Regions from separate parts of the Mus musculus genome. Here all the other regions are linked to region 3. A link is a loop called in an ENCODE intact Hi-C map of the cell type or tissue named here. Cell type or tissue: left cerebral cortex. All regions are shown on one strand.

Region 1 (8,000 bases), 150 kb after region 3:
TAGCTCAGTGGTTAAAAGCACTGTCTGCTCGTCCAGAGGACCCAGATTGGATTCCCAGCACCCACATCGCAGCTCACAAATGTCTAAAAGTTCATATCCAGAGGACCTGGTACCTCTTCTGATATCCTCAGGACCCAAACACCTAAGTAGAACACAAACAAACATGCAGTCAAAACAGTCATACACATTTTAAAAAGGAATCCACAACTGGGTATGGTGACACATGTCTGTAGCCTCAACACTTGGAGATGAAAGTAGGAGGTTCAGAGTTTGAGGTCATCCTCGGCTGCATAGGGAATTGGGGGCCAGCCTGGGCACCTGTGGTTGCATGTGAACTGGTTAAAGCCACGCGTGCTGAGTGTTCATGACAAGAGACAGGTTTGGGGGTGACTTATACCACATGGGAATGTTCCCTAAGGGTTTGCTGCCATAGACATGTTCTGTTTGGGTTTTTGTTGTTGGCAGGTAGCCCAGGCTAGCCTCAACTCAGTTGTCCTCTTGCCTTCCCTCTTGATGCTGGGATTACACGCATGTGCTCCTCCTACTTCTGGTACTTTATTTTTAAGTAACGGGCCTTTGTGTTACTGTGCTGTCACAGAGGCACCCCCCCCCCCACTCCCCACCCCTGAGGCTGTACAGTCTGCTGAGGTGGGCAAGGAACTATCCTGACCTCCATTTACCTGAAGTCTCCAGAGATCCTCAGAAATCCTCAGTCTGCCTGTGGGAGACTGGCAGCGGATCTCCAGGGCTGGGGTTGCATGTTTCCTTTCTGTGCTGATTCACCAGCAGAGAAATCCTGGGTTGTTTTTCCAAGAAGGCTTCCCACTGTTCCCAGCTCCCTTACCCTCTGATGGTCCGCTGGCCCCACTGGAAAGCACCTCATTCTTGGCTTCTTGCTCATGCCCTTCCCCCGTGGGTAGTGGGGCTGGAGAAGCCCAGCAGACACTGCAAGTCTTTGGCCTTCCTAGGCCAAGTGAGTATGCACACCAGCAGCCTACCCTTTCCAGTGAAGTCAAACAGATTGGGCCATCCTGGACCATTTGGTGTTTGGGGAGTAGCTGTAGTTCTTTGCTTGTATTGGGAGTGGGTGCATCCGGCTGCTCTAGGAGGCCTGGGGAGTGAGGAGCCTTCCAACCTGGGCTTTGAGGTCTCAGGGCAGTCTCCAGGCCTGGATCCAAATGCTGAGGGTCCTCCTGTCTGTCTCTCCACAGAGAACACCTTCTGTAGCGGGGACCATGTGTCTTGGCACAGCCCTTTGGATAACAGTGAGTCAAGAATTCAGCACATGCTGCTGACGGAGGACCCACAGATGCAGCCTGTGCGGACACCCTTTGGGGTAGTGACTTTCCTCCAGGTGAGGTGCCATCAGAGGTCTCAGACAGTTTATCCTTGTGGGAAAAGTCCAGAACAGAGGGGAACGTGGAGGGGGAGAATAAAGGGCAGGAGACTCCCCTTGGTCTTCTTTTCCCTGTGGTGGGCTATCTGATTTCACACTGCAGGGCCAGAGGCAGGACAGACTTCCCAGCTGAAAGCCAGCTCCAGGCTTAAGTCCTATTTCCCCAGTGGGCGACTCTCCCCAGCTGCAGCTCATGCTTGCAGTTCTAACGAGGTCAAGGTGAAGAAGGTTAAGCTGGTGTCCTCAAGATTTACACAAAAGTGTCGCTATTGTGGGAACAGCTACCTGACCACCCCTGGCCTTAGGGACGACTTCCCCTGACTTAAGGCATAATCTGCCTGTTGTTTCTTCTGTAGCCAAGAGCTAGGTAGGCTCTGTGCCTGTCTGTGCACTCAGGAACCCCTTAGCTAGGCAAGCACCTCCTAAGGGAGCCATTACATTTTGGGGACACCAGCCTTGAAACAGACCCTACCTATGTGTCCCCTACTTAAGACACCCCTGAAAAAGCACAGATAGTTGGAGGGATGGACATTAAACCACAGTGGCTTCTTATCCTGGGCCACAGATTGTTGGTGTCTGCACTGAGGAGTTACATTCAGCCCAACAGTGGAACGGGCAGGGCATCCTGGAACTACTACGGACAGTGCCCATGTGAGTACATGTCCCCATAAGGTGGAGGCCTGGACCCTGGGTCTTCAGGGTGGCTGTCCTCCCTCCATCCCACCTGTAGAGTTCTTGCTTTGCTGTTTGGGGCACTCAGTTCTCTGTGGTCCCCGACCACTAACATTTCCCTTTATGATCTGGGCCTGGGACAGCAAAGGCTATGTCTGCCGATCAATGCAGGCCCCCAGTTACCACCGTCTCTCCTTGTCCACAGTGCTGGCGGTCCCTGGCTGATAACTGACATGCGGCGGGGAGAAACCATATTTGAGATCGATCCGCACCTGCAAGTATGTCTTGAGTGAGGAAAACCTTGCTAGCACACTCTTCCAAATACCACTGGCTTTCATCCTGACAGAGCGGAGGAGCTCTGTGTGTGAGCCAGTAGGATAAGGCATGGTCTGTCGCCTGAATTCTACAGCTCACATAGGAAAACAGAGATTTCAGCCCAGAAAAGCAAGCCTGACACATATATGTGTGCATTTAAAAAGAATGGACTTTATTATATGTAAGTTACATATCAACTTAAAGTTAGATCACCACCAACAAAGAAAGGTAATCATAAGGAATATTGCTTCTTTCCCTACTCCTCCATTTTACCACATTTTCAGGGAGCTGCCCTCCCCTGTATCAGACAGCAGCACAGGCTATGCTGACCCCACAGCCCATTGCAGGATGCTGATTGGTCTAATGATCCTGTCATTCTTCCTAACTCACTCCCCAGCCCTGCCCAGGTAGGTTGGCACTCTCTGATGTGTGGAAGAGTCGTTAGACCCTGCCAGTCTGCAGCTGACACTACTGTGACTGCTTGGGACAGTGTCAGTGTCACTTTGTGGTTTAGAATAGATGGTTGCTTGGCACACAGCTGCATTCTGGAAGCCCCGGAGCATTGCTGCATTTCTTGCACACCATGCAGGGGTAGAAGCACCAGAGCCCAGCTCCTTCTGCTCACCTCGCAGCAGAGGCAGGCCATGGACATCTCTGAACTTGACATGTTTCTGTAAGGCTCCCATGGGCCTGTAAGGCAGGCCATGGCAGCGACTAGGCACTTCAAATTGTACAGTGGCGTGTAGTTTGCAGACCTATGGGGTCTTTGCTACCAACCTGTGAGTTCTGGGGCACACAGCCTCTTCCTTTACACATGAGGCTCCTCCACTTTCTGGGTACCTTTAACCCTGAAATGGTCTCGATGATGCCAGGGGTATCTCTGCTTCGAACCTGCTTTCTGTGTGGCTTCTGCTTATGTAAGAACCATGGAGGCTTCATCCCCTAAGCCTTGTTCTGCAGCCATGCTGGGACACAGCATGGGGCTCTGTAGGCTCTTGTTTATCTCCTATACTCAGAAAAAAACTTGGTCCCCTGAATTAGTAGAGCAAGCAGACCCTTCCCCTGAGGGTCTCAGGGCAGCTGCTGGCAAGAAAACTCAGGTTCTCCCCAAGCAGCTCCAGCCCCTCTCCTCTGCTCTGCCGGAAACAGCTAGAGCTGTGTCCTGCCTGCTGCCTGCCTGCCTCATCCAGGCAGCAAAAGCAGCAGAAGAGAGAAGAACGGGTGGCTTATGGATAGGAGACCATCTGTGACCAAGGCATAGAACAATGCCCTTGTCTAGGAGCCCTGGAGAGGGACAGACTGGCACAGGGACATGGGGGCTCTGAGGAGTTTTTCACAGGAGGCTTATTTGGCCTGTATGGCTGTTTATGGACAAGGTTGCTAGCGTCTTCCAGATGACCTTTGAGCCAAAGCCCAGCACCACAGAATTAAGTTTTACCAGAAAATCCAGCGATGTTTTGAGTACAACTCTTCCTTGAGGCCATTTGGAGAAAGTTTAGACTGAAGCGTGCCAATGTCTACACAAAGGCAAGGCCTCTGGGGAAGTGTGCACCCGTCACTGCCCTTCAGACCCCGATTGCAGCCTAGGAAATGGAAACGAACCCCATCCAGAGCCCTCTGCCAAAGTTAGCTGGCATAGAGGCACAGGGAGCACTTCTGCTCTGGGGCGATGGCCCCCTCTAGCTGTTATAATGAAGAACTGCAGGTATGGGTTCCCAAGTCAGGGCGGGCTTCTACCCTAACTCCTGTAGGGGGTGAGGTGGGGTATGTATGATCATTGTTGGAGGATCAGGAAGAGGGGAAGCCTTCCACCTTTCCTTAGAGAAATAGGTCTTGTCTCCTCCATCAGCTCTGAGGGCCACAGCTGTCGGGGCTGAAAGATGCACAAAGGCCTTTGTGCTGGATGTTGGTGGGAAGGAAGTGTCCAAGGCTCATTCCTGCTGCCTCCCCTAACCCTGTTCCCAGAGGAGTCCAGGGGCTGGCAGGGGCCGTTATGCTTGTAACAGAACAAGGTCAATGAGACCCTGATCTCATAGCAGCTGTCCATGCTCAGCACCTACAAGGGCTAATACTGGAAGTGGAGTGGCTGGGCCAGGGTCAGTAACCTTGGGGCACATGAGTTCACTGAAGGCACTCTGACTCTTTGGTTCTTTTCAAGCAGGAGAGAGTTGACAAAGGCATTGAGACAGACGGTTCTAACCTGAGCGGCGTCAGTGCCAAGTGTGCCTGGGATGACCTCAGCCGGCCTCCGGAGGATGAAGAGGATAGCCGGAGCATCTGCCTCGGCACACAGCCTCGGAGGCTGTCTGGCAAAGGTTGAGACCTTCCCTTGCCTTGCTCCCTTCCTTCCAGGTTCCCCAGGACAAGTCTCTAACTAAATAGCAGCCCACTCTGATTATTTTCTGACAAATGAATTTTTCCAATGTGGGTGAACTATATATGAGCATTATTGGCCTGTTTGTAGCTATTTCCTGTGTGCATTTCAAACACACTAGTATACTCTGTGTGTACACTCTGCCCCTTGGAATCTGACCTCATGTATGTGAGTATGAACCATGGAATAGTTAACAGAAAATGTACACAGTCCACCCAAAGACACTACAGCGTATGTTCACCACCACAGAACTGACACAGACCCCAGCTCTGGCCTGAAGGCCATGCCAAGCCTGAGAACCTCTCTCCTTGAACCTTCCTGGGCTTTTAATGAGAGGGAGCGAGTGTGAAGCCCGACACTGGCCTCCTCTGCAGTCCCAGAGTCTGTGGCAAGTTAGCTCCCTCTGCCTCTGCCTTCTGGGTAAGCTCTCGGAGGAGGAGGAGGATGTGGCGTCCTGTTGGATGCTCCCATGCTGCTCTTGGCTCCAGAAGGACTTGTGGGGTTTTTTTTGTTTTGTTTAGTTTTGTTTTGCTAAGGCTGTCCCTGGCTAATGCCAAAGGAAAAGTGGCCATTTATATACATGTATGTTTAAGGCTTTCTGTCTCCTTCCTTTCTCAGTTCTTCTTTTTCATTTATCAAAGAATAAAATGCCTTTGGCCTTGAATAAAATACCTGACTTGGTTTACTTTGGAGACAGGGTCTCATGTAGCCTAGGCTGACCTCTAACTTTCTGTGAAGCTAAGGATGACCTTGAATTCCTGAGCTGCCTCCTCCTCCTCCTCCGCAACTTCAACTTCTAGTGCAAACATCTGAGCCCTTTTCTTTTCCTGTGTCAGGGGCTCACGTCCAGTTGCTTCTGACAGAGGAATGCCGTAGAGAGGCTGGCAGTCATGTCTATAGCTGCAGTCATCGCTGCTCTTTTACTTCTTGTTTACCTCGCAGACAGGCTCTCTTGCTCTCTGCAGCGTAAGCTGGCTTCTCATTTCCTGCCTCACACGCTCATGTGCTGGGATTACACACATGTACCACCATGCCCAGCATTGTTTGTTTTTTAATTATTGTAAAATGATTCACTGTACAGTACCAAGTCACACCGCAAAGTTGCTGGTCGTGCCTTCTCCACTAGTACTGCCGGCCCATCCATCTCTCCTTTTCTCCTTTCTTCCTTTATTGTGTGTAGCCCACCCAAGCTGATCTCAAGCTTGTTGAACTCGTATTTCAGCCGCCACTGCTGAGTGAGTGCTGGGCCTGCTGACGTGTGACCATGCCCTGCCTCTCACCAGTGCTGCCACCACTGTTCTAGGCTCTCTCAGGCTGGGAGCCCAGAGGGCCTTCCGGCAACTTTGTGATTTCATTGCAGACACAGAGCAGATCCGGGAGACCCTGAGGCGGGGACTGGAGATTAACAGCAAACCTGTCCTTCCACCAATCAATTCTCAGCGACAGAACGGCCTCACCCACGACAGGGCTCCGTAAGTGTCTGTGTTCTGGGGCTAGGACAAAAGGACGGTGTTTTTCTCGAGGGGCCATCCCTGAGGATTGCATGAGGGGAAGAGTGTACATGGTTCTTGTTGAATGGACCCCGAGTCTGTAGGTTTAAAGGCAGCCCTGATCCAGGCAGGGCACACGGATCTGTGGACTGTAGCAAAGGACCTCAAAGGGGACTCTGCAGACCATGAGTACAAACAGCAGTAAATATTTACATGGGCTGTGTGAACAGAAGAGAGTCCAGGTTGGGACAGAAATCTGACTGAGGGCCTGTGAGCCTTGTGGGAGCCCATTGTGCTAAGCCAGTCCCCTCCTTATCTCACTCTGGGTCAGAGTTGCCCTTCCTTCCTTCCTGGAGCCTGGGCTCTGGCTGATAGCTACAACCCCAGGGACCTCCTTGTCTGGCTAGCCCTGAGTTGCATGCCTGCTGCTGAGGCCCTTCTTCCTGCCTGCCTTTCCTGGGGCCCAGAGAGGGGAAGGCAAGTCCTTTGCAGGCCTCTGCTGCCTGTCTAAGGGTCCTGTAGTCCTTAGGAGAAACCAGCCAACCCCGGAGGTCAGACCTGTCCTCCTCCCACCTCCTCCTTTGTTAGAAGGGAAGTGGTGGGCTGGGAACTCCCTTCTTGCACAGTATAATGGCCTAGGGTGCTGGCCACTCAGAGCTGGGACCTCGCCTGCCTGGGTGGAAATTGCTCGGGCTAGGGTGGAAAAGGAGTTGGACTAATCCTACAAGACTAGGGTGATCCACCTACCCTCTACGAAGTCTGTGTGGCAACCTCAAGCCCTGGGGCCATTTGGGATGCACAGGGCCTTCCTTTGGGGGAAACAATAAACCAGTCATGGTATGTGCAATCTGACTGCATATACAGTTTGTTGAAAAATGACCATGGGTTTGGAATCAGGCTGCGGTTGCTGATTCATGATCCTGGAAAGATCAGTGATGCAGCGCACGATGGCAAACACAGTATGTGGAATAGGCAGCATGTGTGGAGAGAGAGGACCCGGACTGTGTGGCGAGGCCTGCAGCTAGCGTGGGAAGCTGCTACAGGGACTTGGGAGCAGAGGCCTGGCTGGTCAGCATTGAGGATGCGCCCTGGGAGCTGCTTAGGGTACCCACAGGGTTACTCTGGGCTTGCTTCCGGCCACTGTTGTTTGCCTGGTGTACCTGCCATCCAGAGGCAGGAAAACCTGAGCTCTCTAACAGCGTGGGGAGGCCTCCAGTGCTACCCAGCGCCTTTAGCTGCAGCCAATGACTTTCTTAAGTTGCTTGGATTTTGCTCTGGCAGTAGCAGATAGCCAAGCTGTGTCATGGGGCATCTGGAAGCTTTCCACCTGCAGCCTGGACCCTGACCCAGAGCTGTGCTCCTCCCTAGGCCCCAAGTATGAATTCTTATACCGACTTCCTTGGCACTGGTGGTAGGCCAGTAATGGGCTTGTAGCCTCCAGTAGTTCTCATGGAATGTGGAGCCAGTCACCTTCCAAATGGCCCTCCCACCTCTCAAAGAAGGCCAGGGCTTCTGACAGAGAGCTTTCGGGGAGCCCCTTGTTGGCCTTCTTTGACCTGAGACATGCCTGATATCTCATTCTCTGTCTTGTTTATGTGTCTGACTATTGTGTCCCTAGACACTGCATGGGGCACAGGCTGGACTCTCAGTTCCTGTAGACACCACAACTGGGCAGTAAGGAAGTGGTGGGCTGGGCACTTGGCAGAAGACTGTCCCCTTTGTCCCCACTCTTTGCTCTGCATTGGCTGGTATA
Region 2 (8,000 bases), 65 kb after region 3:
ATCAGCTTTGTCTTACACACAAACTCCTTCCAAAGAAAATGAGTTTAAGAAAAAAAAGAGTTTTTTGTTGTTGTTGTTTTTTTTTTTTTTTTTTTTTTTTTTTGGTGTCAAGGATTAAATGTAGGAGCTAGACTAATAGGCAACCGCAGAGCTACAGACCCCAGCCTGGAATGAGTTATTCGTTTTATGGTTATTGAAGGTGTCAGAGAGCTGGCTGGAGAGTTAGCTCTCTCTGACCCTTGTTGCTCACTGGCTTCTTCTTCCCCAGAGACGAGGATGGTCGGACAGGCAATGTCTGTGAGTCCTCCGCAGTGCCCCTGGGGCTGAGGCTCCACCAGCAGCCATGGGGCTGGACTGGCCCCAAGCCTGGCTATTGGGCCTGCCCATAGCTGTGGTGTACGGCTCGTTGGCCCTCTTCACCTCCATCCTGCACAATGTGTTCCTGCTGTACTACGTGGACACCTTCGTCTCAGTGTATAAGATCAATAAAGTGTCCTTCTGGGTTGGAGAGGTAGGCCATGGGGCAGCTAGCACAATGGGAGACTGGGCATCGGGTTCCCAGGTAGACAGAAGGTGCTGGGTCCTGTCCCAGTGTTAGGCTTTTGGGCAGACTGTGCTGTTTAGCAAAACTCAGCCAGAAAAGCTGGTAGGGTTATTTATTTATTTGTTTGTTTGTTTATTTATTTATATGAGCATACTGCAGCTTGTTTGTTTGTTTGTTTATATGAGTACACTGCAGCTCTCTTCAGACACACCAGAAGAGGGCATCAGATCCCATTACAGATGGTTGTGAGCCACCATGTGGTTGCTGGGAACTGAACTTGGGACCTCTGGAAGAGCAGTCAGTGCTCTTAACCTCTTAGCCATCTCTCCAGCCCTTAAGGACTCTTCAGGAGGATTCTAGAAGCACTCCTGGCCACTGCCTTGACGCTCCGCTGTTTGTATGTTCATATATAATATACTCACGGGCATCAATTGGCTGGATACACTTAGCGGCTGCCGTGGGTCGCTGGAGTCCGATGTGTGTACCAGCCACCAGAGGGGTTTTGGCAGAGGAACATGCACAAAAGCTTGCCGGCAGGACGAACTGCCATCTTTGGGGAAGGTGCATGGACTGGTGTTGGGGAGCCCTGTACACCCCACCTGCCCATCTCTCTCTTCTTGCAGACTGTATTTCTCCTCTGGAACAGCTTCAATGACCCCCTCTTCGGCTGGCTCAGTGATCGTCAGCTCCTCAGCTCCCAGCCCCGGTGTGTCTTAGGGGATGGTACATCACTGCCCCCGTCTGACTCTGATGATCCCCCAAATGAAGGACTGCTGCTCATATTTGGGGGAGGGGAGGGAGGGGCCCCAGTTGTGGTAGGGGCATGGCCCAGCCAGGGGAAGGGGTTGACCCTAGTGTGACATGGGGCTCACGGCTCCATACCACATATATCCCTTGCTTCTTAGACATTCCCTTCCCTTTCCCTTTTTGGTCCCCGGCCCTGAGAATCGGTATCCCATAGCCCTTTGGGTAGGGCAGTAGGACTGAGGAGAGGGTAAGCTGTCTCAGGTCAGGGGTTGGAGACTTGGGGTGTATCTAAGTGTGAATTCCTCCATCAGCCAGGGGAACCAGGGCCTGCCCTGGTGTAAAGGTTACCTCCTAACACCTTCCTCTCCCTGACAGGTCAGGAGCAGGGCTCTCCTCCAGAGACGTGGTGCTGACCCGGGTCCGGGCTCTGGGCTGGCATGGGCCGCTGCTGGCACTGTCCTTCCTGGCATTCTGGGTGCCCTGGGCCCCTGCTGGCTTGCAATTCTTACTGTGCCTGTGCCTTTATGATGGCTTCCTGACGCTCGTGGACCTCCACCACCATGCCTTGCTGGCCGACCTGGCGCTCTCATCCCACGACCGCACCCACCTCAACTTTTACTGCTCCCTCTTCAGTGCAGCTGGCTCCTTGTCAGTCTTCGCCTCCTACGCCTTTTGGAACAAGGAGGACTTCTCCTCCTTCCGTGCCTTCTGTGTGGTACTAGCTGCTGGCTCTGGGCTGGGCTTTCTGGGAACCACACAATTATTGAAGCGGCAGATTGAAGCGACCAGAAGGGACAGGGGTTGCCCGGGCCTGGACCTGGATGGTGGGTAAGTGACTAGCCTCGGCTTTCTACGCTCAGAGCCTGATTTTAACACCCAGTCCTGGCCCACGCTGGCGTAACCCCACGTCTTCCTTTCCCCTCTTCCCACAGCGTGTGTGAAGAGGAGCCGCCAGTGGGTGGTGAGGAAGCAGGCAACATCACCTTGGGCCAGTACCTCCGGCAACTGGCACGCCACCAAAACTTCCTGTGGTTCGTGGGCATGGACCTGGTACAGGTATGGAGAATCTTTCCTTCACCCCTCCTTCAAGAGCTGGAAATGTGGGAAGTCAGGAGAGCTAGGTTCTAGCACTTTCTGTGTACCTTACTCGCTTGTGTCATCTCTCTCCCCTGCCCCCTCATTCCCATGGTGCCTAGAATTGTTGAATCCAGAGCCTTGTATATTTTTAGGGAATCACTCTCCCACTGAGCTACACCCCTGCCTCTCTCACTGTGCGCTTAGGCAGGTCTCAGCCTCCAGGGCCTGTCTTCATCCATAATAAGACTGAAGAATCTTTTTTTTTATTTTTTAATTCTTCTTTCATGTTTATGGGTGTTTTGCCTGAATGTCTGTTTGTGTACAAGTGTGTGCCTAGTACACAGGGAGTACTAAAAGAGGCTGTCAGATTCGATGGAACTAGAGTTAAGAAGGCTGTGAGCTATCATGTGGGTCCAGGGAGTTGATCCTGGAACCTCTGGAAGAGAACAGCCAGAGCTCTTAATCACTGAGCCATCTCTCCAGCTCCTGAAACAACCTTTTTCAAACAAACAAACAAACAAACAAACAAACACATCAAGAACCACATCTAAAACATAGGTGTATACAAGTTAGCCAGACTTAAAAATGATTTATTCTTACGCTACAAAAACATAAAAATTGTTCTATTTGCTAATTTTACTATGCCTTCAAGCTAAAATTCCATAGGCCACAAGGGATTGTCATTTAGGTTTGTTTGGGCATATTCCATGTTTGGTGATATGGGACAGTATGCACTCTGCTCTGAGAACCAGGGCTGGGCTGCTGCTCTCCCCTGATGGCCTGTGAACTGTCATGTCCTCCTGCCCCCCCCCCCCTTGTCCTGCAGGTGTTCCACTGTCACTTCAACAGTAACTTCTTCCCCCTCTTCCTGGAACACTTGCTGTCTGACCACATCTCCCTGTCCACTGGCTCCTTCCTGTTGGGTGAGTAGTGCCTCCGGCCAGTGGCCAGCAGCTCTCACATGCTGCCCCAGGTCTGTTTTCCTTGGGTGGAGGTTAGTGGATCTCATTTCAGTCAGGAGTGATGGTGACACCCAGAGGCACTGTGACAAAGTGCAGCGCCCGGCCGCTGTGCTGTTATCTGAGTGGACTTGGCTGTACTTTTTATTCTTTCTGAGCCATTCATTTTTTGTTTGTTTGTTTTGTTTTTCTTTTCTTTTCTTTCTCTTTCTTTTTCTTTCTTTCTTTTTTTTTTTTGAGACAAGGTTTCTCCGTATAGTTTTGATTTTTGTGGAATTTGCTCTGTAGACCACGCAAAGTCTCAAACTCACAGAGATGCTCTTACCTCTGCCTCCTGAGACCTGGAATTAAAGTGTGTGCTGCCACACCACACCCTGCTTTTTTGTTTTTGTTTTTCCCACCACTCTCCTTTGTAATGGGAAGGTGATAATAATACAGTGGCCCCCTGTGTTGACCTGCTCCATACCCATCGGTCAGCCAACCATGGGTCCAGAGTATTAGGAGAAAGATCTGTGGCTCCATTAAACATGCAATCTTTTTGTTGTTGTTGTTTTTTCGAGACAGGGTTTCTCTGTATAGTCCTGGCTGTCCTGGAACTCACTTTGTAGACCAGGCTGGCCTCAAACTCAGAAATCCACCTGCCTCCGCCTCCCAAGTGCTGGGATTAAAGGCGTGCGCCACCACTGCCTGGCTAAACATGAAGTCGTTATGCTCACATGTTTATTATCTACTGCTTGTGTGGAGAGAGTGTGGGAGCATGCATGCTGTGGTGCACATCTGGAGGACATAGGACAATTTTCAGGAAATGGTTCTTTCCTTCTACCATGTGGGACCCAGGGATCAAACTCAGGTCTTCTGGCTTGGTTGCAAGCCCCATTACCTGCTGAGCCATCTCACTGACCCTAAAGCCTTTTTCTTTCCTGGCCCTGTCTCCTAATTGATACAGTGTAACAGGTATTTGCATAGCATTTACATGGTACTGAATATTATAATCAAGACATCAGGCCAAGCTTGATGACATACACCTGTAATCTCAGCATTATGGAAACTGAGGCAGGATTGAGGAGAGTTTGATGCCACCCTGGATCTAATAAATAAATATATTAATTGATAAGTTAATTAATTAATAAACAGTAACAACAATAAAAACACCTCAAACAGCAAATAATTTTTTAAAAGGAAAACAACAACAAAAAGAGAATTTAAAGTGTATGGGAGGGGTTGAGGATGCAGCTCAGTTGGTAGAACCTGGACGATCCTCCCCTGCTGGATTGGATTCCCTAGCACCACATAAACATGGCACGGTGGTCCACATCTATAACTGACGGACTTGGGAGGTATGGTTAGGGCCACAAATTCAAGGTCAGCCTAGGCTACATAGCAAGTTTGAGGCTAGCCTTGGATATATGAAATCCTGTGTCAAAAAAATTGAAATTGAATTTTTTTATAAAGATTTATTTATTATTATACATAAGAATACTGAAGCTGTCTTCAGATATGCCAGAAGAGGGCATCAGATCTCATTACTTGGTGGTTTCGAGGCACCATGTGGTTGCTGGGATTTGAACTCAGGACCTTTGGAAGAGCAGTGCTCTTACCCGCCAAGCCATCTTGCCAGCCTGAAATAGAAATTTGTATTTTAATGAAATAAAAGGTTGAGCATGGCAGTGTAGGCCTTTAATTCCAGCACCCAGAAGAAAAAAGCAGGCCGATTTCTGGGAGTTTGAGGCCAGCCTGGTCTACATACTGAGATCCTGTTTCAAAACAAAAACAAAACAAAGTAGGTAGAGTGTAATGGCACATACCTTTAACCCCAGCACTGGGAGGCAAAGGAGGTGGATCTCTGTGAGAGTTTGAGGATAGCCTGGTCTACAGAGCAAGTTCCAGGACAGCCAGGGCTACACAGAGAGACCCTATCTCAAACAAACAAACAGACAGACAGACAGACAGACAGACAGATGAGCTTAAGGCCCTGTGGACACTAAATTAAAAGACAAAAGTATCTGGGAGTATGTATGTAGACCCTGTGCAGATCCAATGTCATTTGATATCAAGGTCTTGAAAATCCATCCACTTTGCTAGCTGTGAGGGGTACTAGAGTCAACGGCTATGGTCCCAAGGGACTCCAATATCTACCCCAAAGGGCTTGTGGAAATTATGGTGTGAAAAGCAGACTGGAGAGATGGCTCAGTGGTTAGGAGCACACTGCTGCTCTTCCAGATGTTCCAGGTTTGATTTCTGTTTACCCACATGGTGGCTCACAGCTGTAACGCCAGTTCCAGGGGATCCAATGACCTCTTCTGGCCTCTGGAACCAAAACATGCGTACACATAAAACATACATATGTCATATATGTGTATATATATCATATATTGCATATATATGCCATCAAGACATGCATACACATAAAATAAAAATTAAAATACGCTAATAACGTGCGAAAAGTACAAGACATTGTCTGTTGGCAATGAATGCAAACTGACCCCGATTATTACAATGTCAGTTGCCAACCCTGTTGAGGCCGAGGCATTGCTCCTGAAGAAGTGGGCCCCTCTTCCCTCCCCAGGCATCTCCTATGTCGCTCCTCATCTCAACAACCTGTACTTCCTGCCCCTGTGCCGGCGCTGGGGTGTCTATGCAGTGGTGCGGGGGCTCTTCCTGCTCAAGCTGAGCCTTAGCCTCCTCATGCTGTTGGCTGGCCCAGACCACCCTGGCCTGCTTTGCTTCTTCATTGCCAGGTATGCCCCGCCTGCCCCCGCCCCCACACCTCTGTGTCCACCCGTTTTACGCTGGCCTCTTTCTCCCTGGGCAGCAACCGTGTCTTCACTGAGGGTACCTGTAAGCTGCTGACACTGGTGGTCACTGACCTGGTGGATGAGGACCTGGTACTGAACCATCGGAAGCAGGCAGCCTCGGCGCTCCTCTTTGGCATGGTTGCCCTGGTGACCAAGCCTGGCCAGACCTTTGCCCCACTGCTGGGCACCTGGCTTCTCTGCTTCTACACAGGTAAGGCTCATGGAACACAGCTTACTTGTACCAGCTCTGGGTCTTGTGCGGGGGACAGAAGGACTGTGCCTAGGCCTCTGTTGCCTTGGGATGCTGAGCCTTGCTGGCCCACCCCTTATGTTTTCATAAGTGAATTGATTCATTCAACAAAGTAGCATAGACCTGTATAGGCTGGGCCCTGTGTGTAAGGGGAGTAACATGGTAGGGCATATGCAATCTTAGCTGTCTTGGAGTTTAGATTCTAGATGGGTGTTGGTGGCGCATGCCTTTAATCCTAGCAGTCAGAAGGCAGAGGCAGACAGATCTGTGAGTCTGAGGCCAGCCTGGTACAGAGCAAATTCCAGTATAGCCAGGGCTACACAGAGAAACCCTGTCTTAGAAAAAAATGTTTTAGACAGGGAGAAGGGTGGACAGGGTGACATATGGACTGGGTTTTCAGCGTTTAAGGAAGCCGTTTGGAGAGTTAGAGGCTGGGAAGAGACCTGGTCTGATTGATGTTTGGAAGAAGTTTGCTCGAGCTGCCCTGGATAATACATACAGATCAGTGTGATCAGTAGCTCGGAGATCATAAAGACACAGGGCCAGAGGCTGTGGAGGCTTGGTCTAGGGAGGGGGCAGTGGGGTGCATTGGGAACTGAGGTGACACATGAGTGTCAGGGAGTGATTGCTGAGGACCGAGAGGCATGAGATATGATGGTGTCTCTCGTGAGAGGGGAAGGATGTGAGAAAAGCGTTCAAGGCCAGCCTGGTCTGCAGGGTAAGTCCTAGGTCAGCCATGGCTGCACAAAGAAACCTTGTCTCAAAAAGCAAACCAGGCTGGAGAGATGGCTCAGTGGTTAAGAGCCCTGGCTGCTCTTCCAGAGGTCCTGGGTTCAATTCCCAAAGCCCACATGGCAGCTCACAGCTGTTGGTCACTCCAGTTCTAGGGGATATGACACCCTCACACCTATGCACATAAAATTGAATTTAAAGGGGGGAAAAAAAAGCAAACCAAGCAAATGGAAAAATGGATCTGGTAGGAGTTAGCAAGATGGAAGAGACCTGTGATTCTAACATCTAGGAGATAGAGGTAGGAGGATGAGGGGGTCAACATTCCGTTCAGCTACTGAGAACAACCTAGGGTGCATGATACTGTCTCAGTCAAGAACAATGTGCCAGGGCTGTAGGGTAGTAGGAAGAGCACTTGCCAAGTATGTATGAAGCCTTGAGTTTAACTCTGGAACCGGGTGACTCTCTGTGGTGATGGACACCCGCAATCCCAGCACTCAGGAAGTGGAGCCAGGCGGATCGGAAGTCTGAAGTCATCCTTGAGTACATAAGGAATTTAGAGCTAGTCTGGACTAGATAGGAGGAGGAGGAGGAGGAGGAGGAGGAGGAGGAGGAGGAGGAGGAAGGAGGAAGGAGGAAGGAAAGAATAGGAAGCAGCAGGAGCAGCTGGAGCAGCTGGAGCAGCAGGAGCAGCTGGAGCAGCTGGAGCAGCAGGAGCAGCTGGAGCAGCAGAAGCAGCTGGAGCAGCAGGAGCAGCTGGATATGGTGGCATATGCCTTTATTTCCAGAACTTGGGAGGCAAAGTCAGGAAGTGAATTCTGTGAATTTGAGGCCAATTTGGTCTACTTAGTTCCAGGAAAGCCAGGATTACTAGAGAGACCCTGTTTCAAAATTTTTTT
Region 3 (8,000 bases):
GAAAAGAAAAAGGGGGGAACATATGAGGGATAGTTTAAGGGGGTAGATTATTAAAGCTATGTTTAAAGAGCATCGACAGACATTTTACATTGGTGTGGATTTTATATATTGATACAAATTTAAGGTTACTTTTATTACAGCATACTGTATATATGTCTCAACTCTTGTATAAGGTATTGTACTGCGCAACTCATTTAAAAAGGCCATGTGACGTTCTAGTCCTTTTGAAAGCTGCTATTACAAAATGTGGAGGATAGTTATGAAATGCAAGCGAGGAGTCGATCAAACTTATGATAATGTTAGACACTAGTGTAATTCATTACAGAAATATGTTTCCTAGGTTGAACAGATAGGAAATAGCTAGAAACAAGCAATGTTTGCCTATTTAGATACACTATGGATAGACGGTCTTCAAAACCTCAGAGATCTACAGAATATGGCATTTAAAGATGTTTTATTGATAAAAGGTTTTTGTTTGTTTGTTTGCTTGCTTGCTTTTTGGCAAGGAGACATGTCAGCTCCTGGCAGCACCTCCATTGCATTTCTTTTTTTCTTTTTTTTTTTTTTCCGAGACAGGGTTTCTCTGTGTAGCCCTGGCTGTCCTCGAACTCGGAGATCTGCCTGCCTCTGCCTCCAGAGTGCTGGGATTAAAGGTGTGCGCCACCACACCCAGCGCCATTGCATTTCAAAAAAGATGATGAGCACTGAAGAATCCCCAAGTGGAATTTGCTTCTTTGTGGCAAGCTGCCACGGGGCAAGAACCTGCCCTTGCCTCAACTGCGGACTTCATGCTGTCTATGCCGTGGGCAAGCAGGACATGAAAGAAGTCGACTGCCAAGTTTTGCCGGGACAAGGTAGGCAAGTCCTTCATAATTCCTGCTTCACAGAAAAGTCTGTCAGAGATTCTGGGACAGGAGGCCAAAGATGATGCTCTAACAATGCAGAGAAACCACGCAGCCCCTCCGTCGTTTCCATGGTTTTGGAATTTGCTTGCTCTGCACTTCCTGTCTACTCAGAGATATTTATCTTCCTCGGGCCTCTGACAGTTACAGACTCACAACTAAGCTTAAGCTATTTAGGATTTAAATATAGAACTTGGAACTCACCAAGATAAGATAAAGTATTTCCCCACAGTTGCCAAATGCAAATGGACTGGACAGTGTGCATGTAATTTTTACCTGATAGTTTTCAGAGCTGTTATTATTATATATAGATTATTACAAGAAAGAGCCTTTATTGGACTAAGATGGGGAGATGTTGGGTGATGGTTTTGTGCACTGTGTACTGAGATGCTGAGCACTGCGCCCAGAGATTGAGTGGCAGTCATGTTTGATTGTCAAGCATCTCCTGTCTCAATGTTGTATAAAAACTGTTTCCCATCACCTCTGATTGGTTAATAAAGAGCTGATCAGCCCATAGCTGGGCAGGAGAGGAGGAGGTGGACTTCTCAACTCTAGTGAGGGACAGTGATTGAGAGAAGGGATTTGCCATGGGAGAGTCACCATGAGGACACTGACGGGCAGCCAGGACAAGACGACGATGGCAAGTAATGGGGCACATGGCTGGGTAGTGGGCAGCCACAGACGGGTTAGAGCCCATGGGCATCTACCCAGATGTAGAGCTGAAGCTTATGAAGAAAGACCTGTCTCAAAAAAAAATTAAACCCCTTTTTAAAAGAATCTGAAGGAAGTGTATGGATGGCATAGCTGGATTTGAGAACCCCGCTGGCAGTGCCTCATGACAATGGCTTGGGACAGCCACTGGGAAAGGGAAGGTTGGCTTACTCCCATTTAGTTCAGGAAGAGGAGTGTCCTCTCAGAATCAGGAGAGTGTCTTTTCTCTCTCCTTCCTAGCTATGTGTTTGGTTGTGTTAGGCCTCTTCCAGCCTTAGCTTCACCAACAGCTTAAGGGGAACACAGTTGGCACCCCTAATCAGAAACAAATGGATAGTTTCAGTTGGGAGGGTTTGGGTTTTCAGGCCCAACCTGTAATCTATGCAGCTAGCCTAAATTAAAAAAACAAAAACAAAAACAAAAACAAAAAACTGAAGTGCTTCCTGTCAAAGCATTTAGTATAAGGGTGGGAGATAAGAAGGAATGCCTTTCCCTTCCCCTGGTGCTAGTACCAGTCTATAGTCACCTCCTAAACAACAGGGCCAGTTGTGGGAGAGTCCAGGGAGAGCCTGTGCTGCACTCCAGACCCAAGGGAGGAGGATTCAGGAACAGAGATGCACTGCACACAGCCCCTACAGAGAAAGCTGACTTAGAGGCCCAGAAAGAGCCCATGGCAGCGACTCTTGTCCTGACCTTGTCAGTGGAGGTATGCAGGGGGAAGGCAGCGAAATGTCATTTTCAGGGAGACTTTCTAAAATGATTTTATTTCTTATTTGTCACCACGTGGGTTTGGGGTTTGGGGGATGAGTAGTCAAGAATTGAAGGGTGTGCACCTGAATTCGGTCTCCCAGAAGGCGAGGAGAGAGCCAGGGGACCCTGGTGTGATCGTTTCGGACACTTGTGAGCCGTCCCACGTGGATCCTGGAAGAATCTTCCTGGATGCAGGAAGAGCAGGAGTGCTTCGGCGCTGAGAGGTCTCCAGAGCCTCCCACCCACTTTATGATGGTAACAGCTGGCCCTCACCCATGCAAAGCACACCGCTGGCAATTTTCCACAGAAGAGGAAGTTTGAAAGGCACTTTGGACAGATTTGCGTGCATGTGTGTTGAGACAGGGTGGTGTGAAACTTAGGATCTGTCTTGGTTTCAAGAAAGCTGGGACTGCAGGTGAATTTCGCCACGCCCAGTTGGATGCCTTTCAAGTCAAATAGTTGGGACATCTGTGGTGGATGAACGAGGCCTAAGACTCCCAGGCAAACATCTTTCTTCTCTTCCTTCTTCTTTTCTTCCCCCAGCACATTGATTCTCCAACGAGTCATCCTAAAAGCCTTGGCCCTTGTGAACCCGCCACTTACAGAATAAACATCAGTTGTCTCTTCCTGAAGCCCGGAAACTAAGACAGTTGACCCCAGAGTTTCCTTGCGGCTCCAGAAAGGCCGCTAGATGGCGATCTGGAGCTGACCGCAAGATCTGACTCCTTCCTCTTCCCCTTCCCAGCTAGGAGGTCCCTCTCTGGGAGGGTTACTGGAGTGTTGGGACTGACCCGGTTTCCTGTGTCTCAGAGATAGCCAACCTCTGGGCACAGCAAGAGCCAAGTGGCCCACTGGACTCCGTAACGGTCCCGGGCAAGCCTGGAAGAGTGCAGAGATCTGAGCCGCGCCCTGCGCTGGGTCCGTCGTCCCGCCTCGCTGGTCCCTAGCAGAACTGGAGCTGGGTGACACCCCGCGGCCAGTCCTGGGCGAGCCTTCCCCGAAAGGGGCGCGCCTGCGTTGCTCCGGGTTGGCTACAAGAGTCCTGGAGTTAAACTTTCAACCAATAAAAAAGGGCATGGGGAGTGACGCACGGGATCGTCACGGGAATTCCCCCCCTCGGGGGGCCGAAAGGGGCTTTCCCGGCTGGAGCCCTTTGGCTGGAGAGGAGCAACGACCGGTCCGGGGAAGGGCTCGGAAAGAAGTCGGAACCAGAGCCGCCACCACGGTGAGTGGCCGGGTTCAGATCCCTGAGTGTCTAGGGAATGGAGAGGGAGGGAAGGAGGACTTTAGATGACAGGCTGGGGCTGGACGCCACCTCCAGTGAGCGCGCACAGGAACAGGACACTTTGCTACACATCAGCGACACGTCTGCCTGCCCTTAGCTTGCCTGTGCACAGCCGGCCGGTGTGAGCCCCGCACACGCACTCACAGCGCACCCGTGCACCGGCGCCTGCGCACGGACATCCAGACGTGCACGGACGTGTGCCCACACTGGGCAGTACAAGGACTCACCTGTGTGGATGAACGTTCACTTGCACGTGCCATGATGCCACCACTCACCCGGCACACAAGACATTAGGGCTGAAACGCATATTCCTGCAACGGACACATGCGCGTTACACTGGCTTTGGGATTGGAGTCGCCAGGGAGGGCGGGATGCTCCCGTTTGACCGGCCACCGGGAGCAGGTGCAGCGGGAGAATCCGGGAAGCTAAGACGGAATCGCTAGAGACCGTGGAGGGGGAAACTCCTCCCCCCCACACACACCCTGAGGCCCGAATCATATTCTCTGGTCAGAGCCCCGGAGGCCCCACTGGAAGAACCCCCGCCTACGGGCCATTCGGAAAAGGGGCCTCCGACGGCAGGAATGTCCCCACAAAAGCCCCTGGGTGAATCAGCCGTGTCCTCCACGCTGGCTGAAAATCCCAAGTTTGCTCCAGGCTGCGGAGAGGGGGCGAGGCGGCTAGGCCCCGACTGAGCCCCAGGGGCTACAGAGGCTGCCCGGGAACCAGGAACCGCCTGGGCCTCCCGCCCCTCCCGCTGCGGGGGCGTGGCCCCGGCGTCATTTCCAGGCCCGCCCCCTCCGGCTCCGCCTCCCCCTGGTATTTTCGGGACTTTCCTAAGCAGCACTAACTTTCTGCCCCTTTCCCGGGCCAGCCCCGCTCCGGATCTCGACCTCCACCGGATCTTACCCGCCACGCCCGGACGGGCGGCTGGAGGAGATCGGACCCTCCCCCAGATCTGAGCCCCCCTCCCCTACCCATCCCTCTCCCCCTGCCCACCCCTATCCTGATATCTTTCACTCTTCCCCCTCCCACGCCTCTCTTCACCTTAGGCGGGCGTCCGAAACTCTGGAAAGCTGAACCGGGGCCCGAAGCCGCAAGACACAGCAGGGCCTAGCCCAGAGATATGGACAATTGCTACGATCCAGTGAGTCACACTGCCTGACCCTGAGGGCGGCGGGTGCCCTCTGTGTCTGCTTGTCAATTGGACGCTCCTCCACTCCCCTACTTCTGCACTGTCTTCAAATTGTCTTAGTCTGCCAGTCTGTGCTGTCTGCAAACCCTGCCCAGAAATGAGCTTCCTCATAGCTTGAGGAGGAGTCCAGGGAGTGACTGCAGAGGGCTTGGGAGGGGGTGGTTGGGGGGACCCTTGATTCAGCTGCCACCTTCTCTGTCTATAACGCAGGGCCTGGATGGCATCCCCGAATATGATGATTTTGAATTCAGCCCCTCCATCGTGGAGCCTAAGGATCCAGCCCCTGAGACAGGTCAGTAAGTCTTTGGCCTCGCAGTATCTCAGAACCTAGAGGAGAGTGAGCATGTCCCCTGGAGGCCCCACTGAGGGATGGTCTCAGAGATCCTGGCTCAGCAAGGCCCCTCTATTTCCAGCTGATGGCCCCTATCTGGTGATTGTGGAACAGCCCAAACAGGTGAGTGAGTGACAGAGAGTGGTGGCTTCACCTTTGGGGAAAAGGTGGGGCGGGGGGGGGGAGGGTAGTTATACCTACTGATCAGATTAAATAGCTTGCTGCTGATATGTTGGGGGCTTATGAGAAGGAGGTACACTTTTGGTCACTGTGGTCAGTGATGGCTAGTGGTTGCCTTGTGGGGATGACGGGGGGGGGGGGGGGGTTGCCTCTCCTGATCACAATGTCTCTGCTATGGAACCTTCAGCGAGGCTTCAGATTTCGATATGGCTGTGAAGGCCCCTCCCATGGAGGTTTGCCAGGTGCCTCCAGTGAGAAGGGCCGGAAGACCTATCCTACTGTCAAGGTGAGCTCAGATGACACCGGAGGGTAGGGATGGTGTATGGGGCAACTACTGACTATCCTTTGCCATTCTCAGATCTGTAACTATGAGGGACCGGCCAAGATTGAGGTGGACCTGGTGACACACAGTGACCCACCTCGTGCGCATGCCCACAGTCTGGTGGGCAAGCAGTGTTCAGAGTTGGGAGTGTGCGCTGTGTCTGTAGGACCCAAGGACATGACTGCTCAGTAGGTGGCCCTGGCCCCTGGCCCCCAGTGGGATGCTCATTGCCTGCCAGCCTTAGGTCTCATCTCAGGCCACCTGTGTGACTAGCACACAAAGTGGGAAGATTTACTTTGGCCCAGGAACCTCAGAGCTCAACTATAAAGAGCAGTTTCCTTGGAGAACAGAGCCAGGATGAGCCTGACCATGGGGGGTGGAGCGTGGGGGTGGAGGTGCCTCAGGAGGAAAGAGCCTCATGGTCAAAGAGGACAAAGCCTCCTCCTTGTCCTCTCCAGATTTAATAATCTGGGTGTCCTGCATGTAACCAAGAAGAACATGATGGAGATTATGATCCAGAAACTTCAGAGGCAGCGTCTCCGCTCCAAGCCTCAGGGCCTTACAGGTATGGTAACAAAAGGTGTTCCGAGAGGTGTTCCTAGAGGAGCCGGGAAGAGCAGCCCAGAGCTCACACCACCCACATTGTCCATCCAGAGGCTGAGCGGCGGGAGCTAGAGCAGGAGGCCAAGGAGCTGAAGAAAGTCATGGATCTGAGCATTGTACGGCTGCGCTTCTCAGCTTTCCTTCGAGCTAGCGATGGCTCCTTCTCCTTGCCCCTGAAGCCTGTGATCTCCCAGCCCATCCATGACAGCAGTGAGTATTCTGCAGGGGGCCAAGCATGCATTCCCAAAAGAGCGCTTGAGATACCTTCCAGCTATGGGTCTGAACCTGGCCCTGCCACGTGTGGGGTGGTGAGTGCTCGGTAGTCAGAACATCTGAGTGTTGCTTCTGAGTGGTAAATGTGAATACTGCATTTCCTGAAGTTTGATAATGACCCCACCGAGCCTCCGATCCCATCAATGTGTCCCTAACCCATCCCCCACCTTATAGAGTCTCCAGGGGCCTCGAACCTGAAGATCTCCCGAATGGACAAGACAGCGGGTTCCGTGCGCGGTGGAGACGAAGTTTATTTGCTCTGTGATAAGGTGCAAAAAGGTGAGGCAGAAGCCCTCTGGGAGCTGGAAACGCTGGCTGTAAGGGTAATTTCGGGATCCATGCAGCGGGGCTGCAGGCTCTCCCTGTGGCTAAGCCGCACTTTTCTCTGTAGACGACATTGAGGTTCGGTTCTATGAGGATGATGAGAATGGATGGCAAGCCTTTGGGGACTTCTCTCCCACAGACGTTCATAAACAGGTACTGAGGGACTAGGGCCTGTCCTGGAGACAGAACTACGAAGAAACCTTACTGACACCATGTTGCTCTCCCATCCTCCACCCCAGTATGCCATTGTGTTCCGGACACCGCCCTATCACAAGATGAAGATCGAGAGGCCTGTAACGGTGTTCCTGCAGCTGAAACGCAAGCGTGGGGGCGATGTCTCGGACTCCAAACAGTTCACATATTACCCTCTGGTGGAAGGTGAGTCGGGCTTCAGCATTCCCAAAGGCTGGACGGAGCGAGGCGGGCCAGGAGGTGGCCTAGAGTTGACTCCCAGGAGCCAGCTTGAGGAATCTAGGGTCTGACCCATATTAGGTTTTAACACCCCGTTTCTCTTTCCTCCTAGACAAGGAGGAAGTGCAGAGGAAGCGGAGAAAGGCCTTGCCCACCTTCTCCCAGCCCTTCGGGGGCGGATCCCACATGGGTGGAGGTTCTGGGGGCTCCGCTGGGGGTTATGGAGGCGCTGGAGGAGGTGAGGAGGTGCAAGTGGCAGGGAGAAGGATGGAGGAGATAAGGGAAGTTAGGAGAGGAATCTGGGAGAGTCCTGGCTGGCACCTCACACTGCCTTCCCCATGCCCACAGGTGGCAGCCTCGGCTTTTTCTCCTCCTCCTTGGCCTACAACCCCTACCAATCCGGTGCAGCCCCAATGGGCTGCTATCCGGGTGGGGGAGGTGGAGCGCAGATGGCCGGTTCTAGACGGGACACCGATGCTGGCGAGGGGGCAGAGGAGCCCAGGACGCCCCCGGAGGCTCCCCAGGGCGAACCACAGGCCCTTGACACACTGCAGCGAGGTACATCTCAGGAACGCTGGGGGTGGGCGCGCGCCAAGCTGGGGATCTGGCCCGCACCCACGCCCCCTGTCGCCCCCTAGCTCGCGAGTACAACGCGCGCCTGTTCGGTCTGGCGCAGCGCAGCGCCCGAGCGTTGCTGGACTACGGCGTCACCGCAG

The links. Hi-C counts contacts between places; a loop is a spot of excess contacts. Peaks named below come from ENCODE experiments on the same cell type or tissue, not always from the same donor. Only the 100,000 strongest peaks of a DNase experiment are listed, where the experiment ranks them.
Region 1: it touches region 3 in a loop (3-fold over the local background); 4 of 42 quality-filtered maps call a loop at or near these places.
Region 2: a loop joins it to region 3, with 3 times the contacts of the local background. A loop is called at or near these places in 7 of 42 quality-filtered maps.

Annotation. Positions count from the first base shown.
Region 1 is chr19:46,448,618-46,456,617 of GRCm38, forward strand. It overlaps Sufu (SUFU negative regulator of hedgehog signaling), which reads left to right. Exons shown (of 12, transcript NM_001025391.2): 4 at 1,212-1,354; 5 at 1,962-2,047; 6 at 2,274-2,346; 7 at 4,545-4,698; 8 at 6,118-6,229. Among named protein-coding and RNA genes, the nearest start is that of Trim8, 49 kb to the right of the region's middle. In left cerebral cortex, a CTCF peak has its summit at 4,066; DNase peaks (open chromatin) are centred at 3,681, 4,043, 6,663 and 7,952; H3K27ac peaks cover 2,087 bases.
Region 2 is chr19:46,366,043-46,374,042 of GRCm38, forward strand. It overlaps Mfsd13a (major facilitator superfamily domain containing 13a), which reads left to right. Exons shown (of 9, transcript NM_029186.2): 2 at 269-511; 3 at 1,168-1,250; 4 at 1,667-2,119; 5 at 2,224-2,347; 6 at 3,195-3,291; 7 at 5,894-6,065; 8 at 6,140-6,333. The coding sequence starts at 344. Among named protein-coding and RNA genes, the nearest start is that of Mfsd13a, 13 kb to the left of the region's middle. In left cerebral cortex, CTCF peaks have their summits at 791 (motif pointing right), 2,577 and 3,412; DNase peaks (open chromatin) are centred at 1,980, 2,252, 2,440 and 3,378; H3K4me3 peaks cover 265 bases; H3K27ac peaks cover 2,007 bases.
Region 3 is chr19:46,301,233-46,309,232 of GRCm38, forward strand. Nfkb2 (nuclear factor of kappa light polypeptide gene enhancer in B cells 2, p49/p100) reads left to right here and starts at 4,463. Exons shown (of 22, transcript NM_019408.3): 1 at 4,463-4,792; 2 at 5,051-5,132; 3 at 5,254-5,294; 4 at 5,539-5,637; 5 at 5,710-5,861; 6 at 6,132-6,238; 7 at 6,328-6,486; 8 at 6,724-6,828; 9 at 6,941-7,026; 10 at 7,113-7,251; 11 at 7,397-7,522; 12 at 7,633-7,842; 13 at 7,923-8,000. The coding sequence starts at 4,772. It overlaps 4833438C02Rik (RIKEN cDNA 4833438C02 gene), which reads right to left and starts at 4,397. Exons shown (of 3, transcript NR_152248.1): 1 at 4,130-4,397; 2 at 3,876-3,959; 3 at 2,353-3,618. In left cerebral cortex, CTCF peaks have their summits at 3,060 (motif pointing right), 4,330 and 4,533; DNase peaks (open chromatin) are centred at 3,101, 3,362 and 4,410; H3K4me3 peaks cover 2,537 bases; H3K27ac peaks cover 836 bases.